2 separate regions of the Mus musculus genome follow, and region 2 is linked to region 1. A link is a loop called in an ENCODE intact Hi-C map of the cell type or tissue named here. Cell type or tissue: heart. All regions are shown on one strand.

Region 1 (8,000 bases):
GTTTCAAATTCTTCGGTACTGGAATTACAGGTAAGTGCTACCTACCATGCCAATGATGTGACTTGTAGCATAGGAATTTTATGAAATAAAATTTTGATGTTGTAAATAAAGCTTTGTGGAATAGCTCCCATTTGCAATGTTTTGCCTGCGTTCTGTGTTTGTGCTCCAGCAGCAGAGGTGAGTGTTCACTCTAGAAACCATGCCTGCCATCTGCCTAGTCCTCTGTAGAAAGTTGTTGACCTCTTCCTGATTAAAAGCATTATTATTAAACTCTAAGGATTTAGAAAGCAGAACAAAAACCTGATAGTATGGGAACCCTAGATCAGAGTTATAGTGCAGTACTGGATGTATTGAGGACTGTTGGAGTAGTTTAACTGAAAAAGAAGTGACCCCAATATTCTTGGGAGGAATGTTTGTATCGTGTGTTTACTAAGACAGGCTAAAAGGCTTGAAACTGGGGGTGGTGGTGGGTAGGGAACCGTCATCCCTGTGAATACCTAGTTGCCAGGACTCCACAGCCTGCTGTCAGTGCCATAGGGTCTGCACTTTTCTTATACTTGAAGTCATCTCTAGATACTTCATCTTCTAAACACCCAGGTAAATGCTGTGGGAAAAGCTATATGCAGTATTGTTGGGGGAAGGTGTCTGCTTACGTTCTAGTCAAATACATTTCTTTTCTAAAAGATTGCTTTGGAGTGCCCTCAGATGCCAGAAAGACCCATTAGATTCACTGGAACTAGAATTACAAGTAAGCTGCTGTTTTTATTTATTTAATTTATTTTTATTGGTTATTGTATTTACATTTCAAATGTTATCCCCTTCCCTGTTTCCCCTCTGCAAATCCCCTGTCCCACTCCCCTCCCCCTGCTTCTATGAGAATGCTCACCCACCCACTCCTGCCTCACTGCCCTAGAATTCCCCTCTGCTAGGGCATCAATCCTCCACAGGACCAAGGGTTTCCCCTCCCATTGATGCCAGATAAGGCCATCCTCTGCTACATATGCAGCTGGAGCCATGGGTCCCTCCATGGTTGGGTACTCCTTGGTTGGTGGTTTAGTCCTTGGGAGCTCTGCGCGGGGGAAGGGGGGTTCTGGTTGGTTGATATTGTTGTCCTTCCTATGGGGTTGCAAACCCCTTCAGTCCTTCCCATAACTCCTCCACTGGGGTCCCCATGCTCAGTTCAATAGTAAACTGTATTTGTTAGGCTCTGGCAGAGCCTCTCGGGACAGCTGTACCAGGTTCCTGTCAGCAAGCACTTATTGGTATCAGCAACAGTGTCTGAGTTTGGTGTCTGCATATGGGATGGATCCCCAGGTGGGGAAGTCTCTGGATGGCCTTTCCTTCAGTCTCTGCTCCACTCTTTGTCCCTCGTGCAATATGATTAATAACAATTTCGATACAAGTCCTTTCCTGATTGATCAAGAGAACAAGGTAAGTCTGTAAGCTTGCTATGCAATGTTGCTGTCCTGAGCTAAGGGCTGTTCTTGCATGCTTAATCACTACTCTTTTGAACTTGGGTTTATTTTCTTCATTGATTTATCTTTGACAGTGAGACCACTTCACTTTAGTCCTGAAATACTTACTATCAGGACTTCTGGTTTTACTTGCCTTCTCTAGGATACATCCTTAGCATAGCACATCCTCAACCACCTCTAAGTTTAATTGGCCTTTGTCTCACTATCTTAGTCCCTTCTATGATGTTGACACAGCCACACACCGGGCCTCCATGGAGAACAGGTTAACTTCTCCATGTTTTGAAGGCTGGAAAGGCCAGTGCCTAAGTAGTACATTTGGTAAGGGCCTTCTTGCTGTGTCAACAATGATGTAGAGAAAATGGTAGCAAGAAAATGTAAGAGCACACTAGCTTCCATCTCTCTATCCATAAAGCTACTAATTTTGTCATGAGGACCCATCCTTTTTACCTCATGAGACCTCAGTTACCTCTCAAAGGCTCTACCTCTCAGTGCCATCAACATAGGCATTTGTGATGTTTCCAAGACATGAGCTATGGGCTATTTGTTCAAACCAGTGCTGTGTTCTGGTTTGATTTCAATGTTGCTGTGATAAATACCACTGCCAAAGCCAGTGGGGGAGGTATTTATCTTAGGAGGCAGTGCAGGAACTAAAGCAGAGGCATGGAGCTTGAGGAAAGCTGCCTAATGGTAGCATTGCCCACAGTGGGCTGCACCCTCTTACATCAGTTACCAATGGAGGCAGTGCCTCAGATGCCTACAGGCCAGTCTGTTGAGGCATTTTCCCCATTGGTAATCCCTCATAACTGGGTTGGGATAAGCCGACAGATGAAGCTAACTAGGAGACACTGTCCCTACCGGTTCCTTTCATACAGTTGTCTAAAGTGTTGCTCGCACTGTCCCGGAGCTTACATTTTTCACAAGATAAAAGTCAAGCCTCTGGCATTTAGACCCTCCAGTCTTCTTTCTTATGTTTTCTAGGTTTGAAAGCAGCTATCTGCCCTGGACTAATCCTGACACACTCCTACTTTTGTCCCCAGAAAGTAGTCCATCAAGCTTGGTCTCTTGCTTTGGCTTTTTCTTTACTAAAGACTTACATATTTATTTTATGAATATAAATACACTGAAGCTATCTTCAGACACACCAGAAGAGGGCATCGGAACCCATTACAGATGGTTGTGAGCCACCATGTGGTTACTGGGGATTGAACTCAGGACCTCTGGAAGAACAGACAGTACTCTTAACCAATGAGCCATCTCTCCAGCCCCTTGCTTTGCTTTTAAGAACTGGCTTTGAGCCTAGCCTTAGGGGCCTACCCTGACTTTGGAAATGTCTTCTGGTGTATTTTCTGCACCATTGGTGCCGCCAAGTTTCATGTTCACGATTTCGTCCATGTAGGTTCTTGCATATTGTGTCCTCAGACTCTAACATACAATGTATCCTTGAAAACAGGCATGGTGAAATATATTCCTGGAAATGTTGGTGGCTTATATCCTAATTAATCTGAAGAAAGAATGGCTACCTGGCTAGGTTCCATGTTCTTGTTCCTATGACTCTCAACGTCAGAAATGTTTAATCCTGTCAATACTTGGCTTTCTCTCTAGGTGACAGAAGAAGCAAGCAAATGCTAAATCCATGCCTAGTCTGTCTCTGCGCTGCTAATTTGAACAACTCTCCAAGTATTTTGACCTTGAAAAGGTCATTCATTGCCTACTGTTTTAAAGCAGTAATTCTTCAACTTTTTATTTACATAAATACTTTTTGAAAATTTAGAAGGAAGCTAATTCCACTGCACATTTTTATTTTGGTTTGATTTGAGACAGGATCTCACTATGCAGTCCTGACTGGCCTGGAACTTGCTATGTAGATCAGAATAGCCTTGGACTTTCTGGAAATCCACCTGCCTCTGTCTCTTGGTAGTGATGGGATTAACCGTGTAAGCCGCCACACCTGGTTCCATTGCACATTAAGTTTCCCTGGTTTGTTGTTGTCAGTAGATAGACTATTTGCCTTAGTATAGATACATTTTAAAATAGTCATCATTGTTTATGGGAGATACACTCTAAATGCTATAGAAGTTAATAACATATCCATATAGAAAATAAATGGAGAGGGGCTGGAGAAATGGCTTAGTGGTTAAGGGTAGCAACCATTTTACAATGTAAAATGACCATAATCTACCTTAAGGGATCTGACACCACTTCTGACTTTCATGGACAACTGTATTCATTTGCACAGATGTACGCATAAGCCCCCAAATGAAAAAAGATTTTTAAAGTATTTCATCTTTTTTCTTCAATTACAAGTTATTTCAGCTGTCCTTTCAAGATCTTCTAATACAGTAAAACCACTAAAATGCCCATGTTGGGCTCAAAAGATTGATGTGAATGTAGTATCATATTGGTGCAAATGAAGGAAAAGTTTCACATTATGCTGTCCTACAAGGGGTAAAAGCAGTGAAACAGAAGTGGACCATTCCCTCCCCTTGGGAAGTCCCAAGGAGTCTCTGTACTGTGGCTGTCACTAGGGCTCAGCTCCTGTGTCTGATGGTGGCCGGGCTGGAGGCCAGGAGCCCTTCCCATTGGGTCAGTTGATCCTGTCCTTGTATTTCACTGCATACTTCTGTGCTTGAAAGCCACAGAGGTACTTAAAAGTTTTTGATGTTAAGGTAATGTAAAATGTGGAATAATCCTTTTTGGGGTGATTCTGGGGACTGGACTCAGGGTCTCGTGTGTAACTACAGTCAAGCATTCTACCACTAAGCGATATCCATGAACGAGCACCTGATAGTCTATGACTACTTATTAAAGCTTGTGTCCATAGAAGTGTGAGTGTAGCCCCTACATAAAGGAGGCGGAATGGAAGTAGCTCTAAAGACTGGTTTATTCAGTTTCTTAAATCCCATGCCAAAGATTACATTGTGATCTACCTACAAAACTTGGGTTTTAAAAAGTCATCAGCTAATCATGGCTAGCTTCTTGGTCTCGTTGAAAACAATTAGCTGTAGGTTATATGACTGTTAGAAGTATTTGTTATGTAGCATTATATATCTGAGAATACAAACCCAAACAGTTGTACCAATGCTTAAGTGCATATTAATTGGACCTACTGATTCTTAGGGCTTCAAATTATTTTTCAATACTATATAGTACTGATATTATGTATGACAAATACCCATCATATAACAAGATCAAAGGAAATACCTATCATTAACTCAACCAAATCAGTCTGATTCTTGCCAGAAAAGGTGACTTGTGAATTCTAAAGACCTGAAAACCATCAAGCAATATAGATTGTCATACAAAGGTGATTCAAAGGAGCAGGAGCTAAGAGTACTTCTGCAGAGGACCTGGTTTTGAGTCTCAGGGTTTACATGAGGTTCACAACTATAGATTACTCCAGGTCCAGGGTACTCAATGCCCTTTTCTGACCTTCTAAGGTTCCAAGCACAGGGTATGGACACATATATACATGCAGACAAAACACTCATCCATGTAAAGTTTTAATCTTTTTAAAGAAGTTATACAAAGCAATGAGGATTAAACCTGGGTAGATTTACCAGATAAGATTCAGTGTTTTGCTTCTCTAAGCTGTAACGAGTCAGTGCTTTGGATGAAATTGTCATGTATACGCAAGTAGATGGGCCCTTTTCTTTCCGTAAAAGTATGTGTTGAACTGAGATGTTTGGAAGAATCAGGACGTAAATGAATGCTGTGTGACACCAGAAGAAGCAAGCTGACCTGGCAGCTGGCCTCATTTGTTTTCTGCTAGTAGATGGTAATAATGTTGTGAGAGTAATAAGTAAACCGGTATTTGTAGTGGGGGTAAATGTTTTATAGTATGATTCAGAAATGTTATGTGTGTAGATTTTATTCAGTTCATCATGGAAATTTTGATAGTCTAGAAAAGTGTTCCATGTGACAATGAAAATAAACCACCAGAATATAGTTTTGATGGTCCAAAGGTACTGATTTAGTCATTGTTCTAAGAATTTTATGGGGTTTTTTAAATTATCTTTGAGGATTTCATACATTCACACAATGTATTTTGATCGTATTCACCTAGTGATGGCTCCTAACTCCTGGGCCTATCCCCACTGCCTTAGCCCCTCCCAGCTTCCTATCTTATTTTTTTATAACCATCCAGGTCCAATTTGACCTGCCAGTGTTCATGTGGGTGTGTCTCGGGCCATTAAGAGCGAGTTTTGTTTTTGTATTTTTAAGACCTATCATTAATTGTGCCTTTAATTGTAGTAGGCATTGTTCCAAATGCTTTTATTATATTTTATTTATATTATGGTGGAGGTGCATGAAGTGTGCCAGTCAGGGAGACAATATGAAGGAACCATTTCTCTCCTTGTACCATGTGGGGACTCGGAGATCAAACTCAAAATAGTAAAATAGGTGAACATTCTAGGTGGAGCAGGAAGCAAGGCTGCCCTGACCTCATGAATGTCATGTCTGTTCACTGGCCAGTACCAGGCTGCGAATGTCTTTCATCTGATGTCAGGCACATCTGCCTGTGAGCGTTCGCCTCAATCGGAAGTTTATTCAGTCCTGAGCTGTGTGGAAACCATGCACACCAGCAATAATGGAGCAGAATAACTCTCCATTACCCGGCACCGAGCTGCACTCTTGCTGCCTTGCCTGAAATATGTGAAGAACAAGGTAGCTTTCATCCATTCTGTGTAGTGAGGTCAGTGGGACCTCCAAACATTACATTGCTTCAAATTCAAGAGAGACAGGTAAAATTTAATAAAGACACTTTAAGTCATAATCCATTAATACCTACATAGTTTACTTCAGGCAACTCTGGTGTTTTTACCAGTTAGTGATCTGAGAGGCAAGAAGCAAGTGGAGCCTTTTAAAATGAAGTATTGGAATTTTTCATTGTACTAATTTGAAATATTATGTGATTCATTGCTCAGATATGGAGATTGGTAATAAAAGGATTTTTATGCTTAGAAAGGACAGGTTTTTATCCTTGTTAAAGTCCTGTTTCTGTGTGAGTGTGTGCGTGTGTGCGTGTGTGTGTGTGTGTGTGTGTGTGTGTGTTTGTGCGCATGCGCTCGCATGTATCAAATTCTCTGGAGCTATGGTGGTCAAGAGCTGCCTGCCATGATTACTGGGAACCAAACTGGGGTCCTCTGCAAGAGCACGAAGCATCCAGCTCCTAAGCCGTCTGTCCATCCCCAGGTTTTTATTCTTAGGACATTTGTTCAGAAATCACATTCTACTGTTACGTGTTTTCGTGACCCTCCGAGTTAGAGGGTCACTTATCCTGGGCACCAGGCTTGGGGAGTTCAACAGGAGAAAGAGAGGGAAGGAAACCCCAGGGCAGTGCTTCTCAGCCTTCCTAATGCTATGAGCCTTGAACAGTTCTTCATGTGGTGGTGACCCCACCCCACCCCCAGCCATAAAATTATTTACATTGCTACTTCATAACTAGCTTTGCTACTGTTATGAATCATAACGTGGATCTTTGTTTTCTGATGGTCTTTGATCCCTCTGAAAGGATTGGTTGGTCCCTGGAGGGGTCGCGGCCCATAGGTTGAGAACCACTGTATTAGGGCTGGCTCATGGCACAGATTGCTATAAGCAGGGGGAGAATCCGATTGTGCATACAGCACGTGCTCCCTTAAGCTTGTGCCCTCACCTTGCTCATTTCTCCTGGTGAAGCTCACGTTTATCTTGCACTTCTTGACAAAGGCTTTCTGAAATGAATTGCCCTGATCTCTGATGTTGTGGAAATTTCCCCATTAGCTTCTTGGATGGTTCACTGGGGTGACTAGTTGTGTCACCTTGGGGTCAGCACAAAAAGAAACAACTCAGGCTTATTCCCTCACCCTCTGCCCTTTTCCCCAGCAACACACACACACTTAAGGCAGGGTTGGCTCACATCACTCCTGCTCCAACCTGCCAGACCTCTGTTCTTTTTCGAATGCTGGCGCATCCCTTTCCACACTGTGGACGTGTGAGGGCAGAAAGCCTAGGTGTGATTCCACTTTGCACCTAGACAGAGAGTCTGTTAACTCTGTGATTGTTTCCAAGAGCTGTACCGGAACCTGCTTGAATTAGTCTGTACTCCTGGGCTGGCTCAGTTTTGCTCTGCTCTGCACCATTTTGCAGTAAATTCTTGGATGCTGCCCTCTGTAGTGAGTGAGTTATGTTTTCATTTGTCCTTGTTTAAACACATCCCATCTTTGTTTTAGCCTTCCAGAAATCGACTTCTTATGTAGCCCAGATTGGCTTTAAACACACTGACTTCATATTCATGCTGATCTTCCTGCCCTGGCTTCCCATGTGTGTCACCTCTTCAGGCTCCTGGTTCTTAAGTGATCTTGAATGTGAAGGGTTTCGTAATTCTGATTAGTTGGTTTGGGGGGGTTGTTTTGTTTTTTATGCTACCAATATTCAGTCCAATATCATGCAATAATAATTGGATTGTTTATATTCAGCTATTTACTGAATATCTTATTCTACTTGAGAAAGTAAGGCAGGAGAGTGTACAAAAAAAGCAAGTTTTGG
Region 2 (8,000 bases), 84 kb after region 1:
AAGTATACTGTCATCTTCAGATACACCAGAAGAGGGTATCAGAACCCATTACAGATGGTTGTGAGCCACCATGTGGTTGCTGAGAATTGAACTCAGGGCCTCTGGAAGAGCGGTCAGTGCTCTTAACCTCTGAGCCATCTCTCCAGCCTGTATTTTTGGTTTTGAGAGAGGGCTCACTAAATAACTCTGGTTAACCTAGAACTAGATATGTACACCAAGCCAGCCCCAAATTCAGAGATCTGCCTGCCATTCCCTCTGCCTCTGCTTCCTGAGTGCTGGGATTAGAGGCATGGGCCACTGTGCCTAGCTATTTTTTTTTTCTTGTATTGTTAATGTGAAAAAGAGCAGACAGAGTTGTACACAAATACCAGATATGAGAGAAAAGATTATGGATATAGAAATTGTGTAGAGACACAGTCTGCTCTTGGTTTTGTTTCCCATGGAATCAGCTCTTGGTAGTCAATTGTGGTTCAAAAATATTAAGATGAGAATTTCATGAGTAAGCAACTAATGAGTTTAAATTGTGCGCCATTCATTCTGAGCTACATGAGGCCAGCCCACTCCTTTCTTCAGGAGCCAATTGCCCCTTAGCCAACATAGCCATGATGTATCCATTTGCCACCAGCCCATCAGGGACTTTTTCAGCCATCTCGGGTATCAGACAGTTGCAGTCTCAAGGTTGCTCACTTTATTTTATGACCCAAAAGCACAAGAGCGGCTATGTAAATGAGGCACTTGGGCATTTAACAGGGAGATGACCTCTGGAGCTGTGTGGGGGTGGGGGTGGGGGGGATACTGCAGAAAGGAAATTCAGAGTACTCGGGGCTTGTGGCTGCCTGGAACCTTGTTACGTATGTGTTGTGGGTAGGTAGCAGGGACCATTTCTAAGGTTAAAAATGTCAACCGATGCATATAACATGCTTCCTTAAAGTGTTTCCTGCTTTGTGTTTCCTTATGTCTTCTAAAACAATACTGCTTCTATGATCAGGAAGAAAAAAACGAAGCTTAAGAAAACTTTCCAAACCGCTCTGACACCTCACTAAAGCTGTCTGCTTTTTTATTCTCCTTACAAAGGCAGATTTACAGGACACTTAACAGTGGTCTCAGCTGAAGAAGCTAGTGATGATCAAACCTGGATTCAAATCTCAAATCTGGCCGGGTGGCGCTCGCTTTTAACCCCAGCACTTAGGAGGCAGAGGCAGGCAGATTTCTGAGTTCGAGGCCAGCCTGGTCTACAAAAGTGAGTTCCAGGAAAGTCAGGGCTATACAGAGAAACCCTATCTCGAAAAACAAACAAAACCAAAAAAAAAAAAAAAAAAAAACCAAACAAACAAACAAACACAAAACAATAAAAAACGAGAAAAGGGGGGAGAGAACAAGCCTCCCTCTCTCCTCCTCTCCTCTCCTCTCCTCCCCTCCCCTCTCCTCCCCTCCCCTCTCCCCTCCCCCACCCCTCCCCTCCCCTCTCCCCTCCCCCACCCCTCCCCTCTCCTCTCCTTTCCTTTCTTTTCCTTTCCTTTTTTAAAGATGCATTGGTCTTATGGGTATAAGAAGCCTGGTTATCTTGTTTTGCCTCTGAATCTGTGCACTTTCCCAAGTGGCCATGGCTAAGGTCTGCTTGTACCCGCAAAGCCCATATCTCACTACTTCCCTTCCAGTGAAGGAAGTAAGCCAGAGAAAAAGCTCCAGAGAGAATTTGCTGGGTCTGGTCTGGTCTGGTCTCAGGGCTGTGCACACACAAGGCGGTTCCTAGAGAGGGAAACTCTAACTGAACTAGCTTTACACACGATCAATGGGCTGACCAACTCAATTTTTTTTAAAGGATTCATAACTTAACAAATTGAGTTATTCATATCCACTGCAAAATGTTGTTAGAAATATTCTTCCCTTTTCAACTTTAAGGTAGGTATTTCTTATTCTGTTTAAATATGCATTAAAACTGAACACCAGTTGCATAATGGCATGTGGTCCACATTCCCGACTTCCCCACTGCCCACCCTTGAAAAGCTGGGAGTGAATGGGGGAGAGGTGTTCACCCCTGCTAGGCACTTACTTCCTCCTGACTTGAGTCAGCACAAGGATTAGAGTCCCTCTGCAGGTCCTCCAAGCTCTGGGACCAGCCTCAGGCATGCCTAGCAAATGCTGAAAGGTTTCTCTGAAGCAGCTTGGTAGAAAATGGTGGGAAATTCTCAAGTGGAGGCGGAATACCAAAGCATGCTAAAGACTCTGCTGCCCACTTACCACCCAGGAGAGCACACTCTTGTGTTCTAGTCCCGCAGGCTCGGGAGCTGAGGCCATTGGTGAAGTTGTACTATTGGAGCCTAGCATGTAAACTCACCATGGCAGCTCCCTTTATTATTAAACTGTAAGAACGAGCTGAATTGACGGTGGAGAGACAAGTTTCTATTCAGAGCCTGAGCTCAGGAGACAGTCCCAATAACATTTTCAAGAACTTTTTTTTTGCAAGATTCTTCCATGAGAGGCAAATGTGAGTGAGGTTCTTCTGATAGCCCAGGAGTTACCACTGGGACTCCTGCCCTGCGGAATTGCGTAAGCAGTCCTGGCTTGGAAACCCTTCTTTTTTTCCCTCTGGGTATCATCATCATTACAGGTTAAGGACATTTACCCTTGTGGCCTCTATCAAGGGTGCGATGTGGCAGTGGGTTGTCCTCACAGAACATTCCAGCTTTTATTAACCTCATGCTCATCCAAGAACTGGTGTAGTAAAGTGCTTGTGTGAGTTTAGCTTTCCTGACTCTCAGCTATGGATGTCTCAACAGGACTGTGACAGTGATGATGGCCACTTAGAAGTACTTTCCAGAAACCGAGACAGTCCACCAATAGTTAAGTCCCCTAAAGGAAGGCAGCTGGACAGGTGCTTGAGGAAACATCTTCACAGCCACACACTCGTGTATGTACTGAAGTCCTTATTCTGTCTCCAACACTGCCCCAGGCTTTCCTTCTACCGAGGAAACAGGCAGTAGCAGAGACCACCGATGCACATTTGAGCCGGTAAAGCGACACAGGACCTGGACACAGTTGCAGGACAGGATCCCAGGAGCCTAAGGAGCTGTTTCCCAAGAACAATCACACACCCTGCTTTCACGTGGGTGCCTCAGAAGTCAACTGCCTCTGAAGAGAGCTTGGGCCAGGTTTGGGACGCTTGCAGAAATACCTTCTGTGTCCTACTGAAATAATGTGGTCTTTCAAGATGCTGCCAGCCTTAGAAGGCCAGTAATATTTCTTTTAAGCTTGACAAGTCTGAACAGAAAAACAAAAACAAAAAACCAAAAAAAAAAAAAAAAACCAAAAACCAAAAAAAACAAAAAACAAAACAAAACAAAACAAAACAAAAAAAACCAAAACCCACAACCTGCCTAGCTTCAGGCAGTTGAGCGACTGAGTTTCTGACTGAGACCTTCTTTCTGCAACTCTTCCTCGCTGATGTCAAAACCAAGTTAACAATAACCCACCGCAACACTACATTAGATAAATATCCTCAACCAATTCAAGACACCACCATCCACTCCTCCCCCCCCCTTTCAGCAAATCTCGGTTCTCTCCCCAAATGTCTAGCTGATACTTTTATATGTATGAAGTTGACATTGGCCCCCTTTTGTATACAGACCCTAATTATTACAGTTTTAATGTATACACCCCTCAATCCTTGAAGAGAAATGTTTTTGAATAGGGCCGCATAATGAGCAGTCAGGTAGCTTTGAATGAGGCAGCCCACACCAGCTAATAAGGGCCAAAGACAGCAAGAAGCTCAGGCCTAAGAAGGCCTCTGCCCAGCTGAGCTTTAACAAACGAAGAACTCTCCGGGTTTAAGGGTTTCTTCTGAGGTCACTTGCAGCTTTGACCTTCAAGGTTGCTAATAGGGCCCCGATGCTTCTCTTTCTACTAACTTTCCCCTAAATGGCCCTAGTTTACTTCAGCTGTCTCTACTTTCTCCCTGGCTCCTGGACGTTCTTGCCAAAGGGACCAGTTCCTTCCCTGCCTAGGCTGAAGAAGCCTTTCTTTCTCCTGGACCCGCAAGCTGAGACAGGGCCACATTCCAGCAACTCTGCAAGTTCCCCCACTCAAGTCTTTTTCAACTTTCTCTGTTTCCCCGTGGGCCTGCCATCCCCTGTTCTGAAGCTGCCGTCCGGTTCAGAGCCTCTCCTCTGGGTTCAAAACGGTAGCTGTGAACAAGTCCCTGGGGGAAGGTCAGCGAGTCCCCATCCCACCAGACACAGGGTGTGCCTGCACCCGCCCTCGCCCCAGCTTAGACTGGGTCTGCACCTACCTCTCCCGGCGGCGCCGCAGCCGGGGCCGCTGCTCGCTGGCCTCATGGGAGAGCCTGAGAGAAGTGTCAGGGTTGATTGCTGCCACTGAACTACGTGAGCGTCGGGGTGTCCCGGGGGTAGGGCCTGGGCTTAGTTCCCGGAGACGAACAAGGAGGAGGAGCCCAAGTTATCACATCAGGGCGGGACCTGGCGGCGGGACAGCCCAGATGGGGGCAGCGCCTCGCGAGCACCCCCACGCGGGCTGCCCCGTTCCCGGGTGGAGCTCGCCTCGAGCCCATTGCCTTCCGAGACCCGAGACGACACAGCGTGTGCCTCTTGCCTGTGTGCAGCAAAAGGAGATCTGAACCTAAGTGGGGAGTAGTAGGGACTGGTCCGCACTACTTGATGGAGTCAGGGCTGGGACACGGGTTTCTCGCGTCTATTTCGTAACGGGAAACTGAAGCCCCGGGAGCTTGTATTTGGACTCCAGATTCTGCCACAAAAAACTAGAATTATCTTCCAAAGTGTCACATCTCAGGTTGGGGATGTGCCACGTTAGGACTCGAGACATCCTTTCTGTTCAGGACACGTTTCGCAGGCTAACTCGCTTAGGGATCTCGGGGGTCCCCTCTAGGCTCCATCCCAGCTCCGGTGCCTGAGATGTTTCTGCACGCTGAAGCGACAAGCCACCCGAGCCCAGCTAGGGGATTCTACTACCTGGGAGTCAGTGTTAGTGGGACAAATGGTAAGTGTCGGAGAACTCCCCCGCGTGCCCCTCACCGCAGATTTCCTGGCTCTGGACCTTGAACTAGAGGCTTGAGGAGGTACGTACCCGGTACCACTCTTGAGTACGGAGGGGAGACCCTTCAGCCCGCCCCACCATCTGAGCTGGGTGACAGTGACAGCAACCACGACGGCAAAAGTGGGGCAGGCACTCGGCTTGGTCCACGCAACAGCAGCCCTCTCACCTGCTCACTGGATTGCAGCACTCTGGATTCCAGCTCCAGCAATCTGTGGCTCACTTTAACTTTCCAGCCACCTCTCCCCACTAAGGGTGCTATCCAAGACCACCTTACCCCCACCCCCACGTGAACGCAGGACTCAGCCAATGAGCTTCCGGGACATGAGCCGCAGACCAATAGCTACACTTGGGGCGAACAGCACTCTACCACGTGATCTGCAGTGTGTGGCGAGTGACAGGGCTGGAGTCCAGGATCTGGGAAGGGGACAGCGGGTCACAATTTCATCAGGAACCGGGGTACCCATGCCAAGGGGTGGAGGCGATTTCCTACGGTAGAAGGTCCGGCTGTAGAGAGACGGACTGAGGAGCACAGGCTGTGTGCAAAGTTCCCCACTGCTAACAAAGTTCTAGCTAGATGGTAGACTCCCAAGTGTGGAAGGCAGTGTTGTCTTTCCTTTGGCCCCTCCTTCTCCCGCCCTCTTAGGACAAAAAGCCCCAGGGTTCACAGATGGCCATGACCTTCTCAGAATGCCCAGAAGCAAGTGTTCTCTCCCCATTTTGATTTTATCTGCAGCAGTAGTGTCCCAAGCATTCACTGGATCTTGCTTTTGTGGCTGTTACTCTAGCAAAATCTTTCCCTTAGCGATGTTATCTGGCAGAAGAGCATGACTCTCATGCTCACAGTACTGCACAGGTGAGAGAGGATTAGTAAGGTGGGTGTGTTTAGGAAACAGCCTGACTTCGGTCCATACAGTAGCCTGGAGTTCTATACAGGGTCTGAACACTTTAGGAAACAAGGATTCCTCTTGGGAAACCTATGGCCCTGAGCAGCCACTTGAGTGAGGTAGGCTCATGGTTTTCTACCTTTAATGACTAGTGAAAATTTGGGAAGTTGCTAATTGATACAGGATTGCCAACTTTACAAAGTGTTAAGTCAACACACTAAAACAAACAAATCTACCACCCGCCCTTTCTGTTTTGAAACAGCCTCTTATTACATAGCTCCAGCTGATCTCCAACTTAACCCTGTAGTACAGGCTAGCTGCAAACTCATAGCCTTCCTGGGTTATAGGCACGCACCACCACTTACTGACTTTTTTTGTTAAGTTTTTGGTTTTTTTGGTTTTTTTGACAAGGCTTTTGTGTGTAGCCCTGGCTATCCTAGAACTCACTCTGTAGACCAGGTTGTCCTTGAACTCAGTGAAAGAGAGAGAGAGAGAGAGAGAGAGAGAGAGAGAGAGAGAGAGAGAGAGAGAGAAGAGAGAAGAAGAAGGAGGAGGAGAAGGAGGAAGAGGAGGAGGAGGAGGAGGAGGAGGGGAGGGAGGAAGGGAGGGAAGGAAGGAGGGGAAGATGGGGTCGGGGGAGACACATGGCTACTGGGTCCAGTGGAGAAGGTTGATTGTAGATGTGAAGGAGAACATAGCCATAGGCAGAGACATCTGGGAGAGTCCAGAGCAAATGTGACCCTGAGCTAGGCTACGTGAGGAGAGGAGGGAGGGGAGAGGAGAGACCAAAAGACCAGGAGGATAAAGGGTAAATGAAAAGACTCAAGTAACAAAAATGCCTAGACAGCTTTTATAGGGAAGGGCAGCTTGGGGAAGGGCAACCCAGTCCCTGGGCTGAGAAGTTCTGGTTGGGGTAGGGCATTAGAAGAACCTAATGACCATGTTTCCTTTGATATGTTAAATAGTCACCTTAGTTAGCCACTTGTTCCGGGTTTAGATCTAATACTCAGAGATCTGCCTGCCTCTGCTTCTTGAGTGATAGGTGTGTGTGTCACCTGGCCCAGCTACCCCTGACTTTAGAAAAGTATTCTTGCTTTGAGAACAACAGGACACAAGAAGATCATTATTCATTAACTCCTATTGGATGCATTTAGACTTATGGAAATTGACTGTTTAATATGATTTGGGGGCAGTTTACACTAAGGGATATAGGAGCAGCTTTCAATATGAGTAGACATGCAAGTTTATAACACTAATGGGTTATACTCATCTGATACAAGTGTAAGCATCCCCAGCCCAACTATCAGGGGGCCTTCCTCTCTTCCTGATGGGTAAATGTATAAAGGGCCACCTGTGGATCTGCTATTGCCAACTGAAAATCCCCTTGCATTAGCTAAAATTCAAAAGTGAATAAAGCAAAGTTGTATTAGTCAGGGTTCTCTAGAGTCACAGAACTTATGGGTTGTCTCTATATAGTAAGGGAATTTGTGGATGACCCAAAGTCTGTAGTCCAACTCCCCAACAATGGTCAGCAGCAGCTGTGAATGGAAGTCCAAGGATCTAGCAGTTGATCAGTCCCACAGGCAAGCAGGCGAAGAGAACAAATCTTTCTTCTTCCAATATCCTTATGTAGGTATCCAGCAGAAAGTGTGGCCCAGATTAAAGGTGTGTACCACCATGCCTGGACCTAGGACTTGCTTTCTCCAGATGACCTTGAACTCAGAGATCTCCTTGCCTTAGTCTCCTGGGATTCATAGCTACTATGCCTCAAGATCTCCATGCCAAGATCCAGGTCAAAAACTTGTGTCTTCCAGCCTCAAGATCTGGATCACAGGTGAGCCCTCCAATTCTGGATCGTAGTTCATTCCAGATAGAGTCAAGTTGACAACCAGGAATAGCCACTACACAGGTGCTGGCTACAATTCCAAATGAAGTGAGCATGCCACCAGAATGAGCAAAGACAGAGCCAAAAGTATTGCAAAATATATTCAGGCGAGGGGTGATCAGACCCTAGCTGGGAAGAACTTGGAACGAGCAAATATCATT

The links. Peaks named below come from ENCODE experiments on the same cell type or tissue, not always from the same donor. Only the 100,000 strongest peaks of a DNase experiment are listed, where the experiment ranks them.
Region 2: it touches region 1 in a loop (5-fold over the local background); 14 of 42 quality-filtered maps call a loop at or near these places.

What each region holds. Positions count from the first base shown.
Region 1 is chr8:35,457,390-35,465,389 of GRCm38, reverse strand. It overlaps Eri1 (exoribonuclease 1), which reads left to right. Exons shown (of 7, transcript NM_026067.3): 7 at 1-125. Among named protein-coding and RNA genes, the nearest start is that of Gm34853, 25 kb to the right of the region's middle. In heart, a CTCF peak has its summit at 3,077; no DNase peak of the experiment used is centred here; H3K27ac peaks cover 357 bases.
Region 2 is chr8:35,373,042-35,381,041 of GRCm38, reverse strand. It overlaps Ppp1r3b (protein phosphatase 1, regulatory subunit 3B), which reads right to left and starts at 4,380. Exons shown (of 2, transcript NM_001364452.1): 1 at 4,289-4,380. In heart, a CTCF peak has its summit at 4,529 (motif pointing right); DNase peaks (open chromatin) are centred at 2,551, 4,451 and 5,391; H3K4me3 peaks cover 4,478 bases; H3K27ac peaks cover 3,934 bases; H3K27me3 peaks cover 511 bases.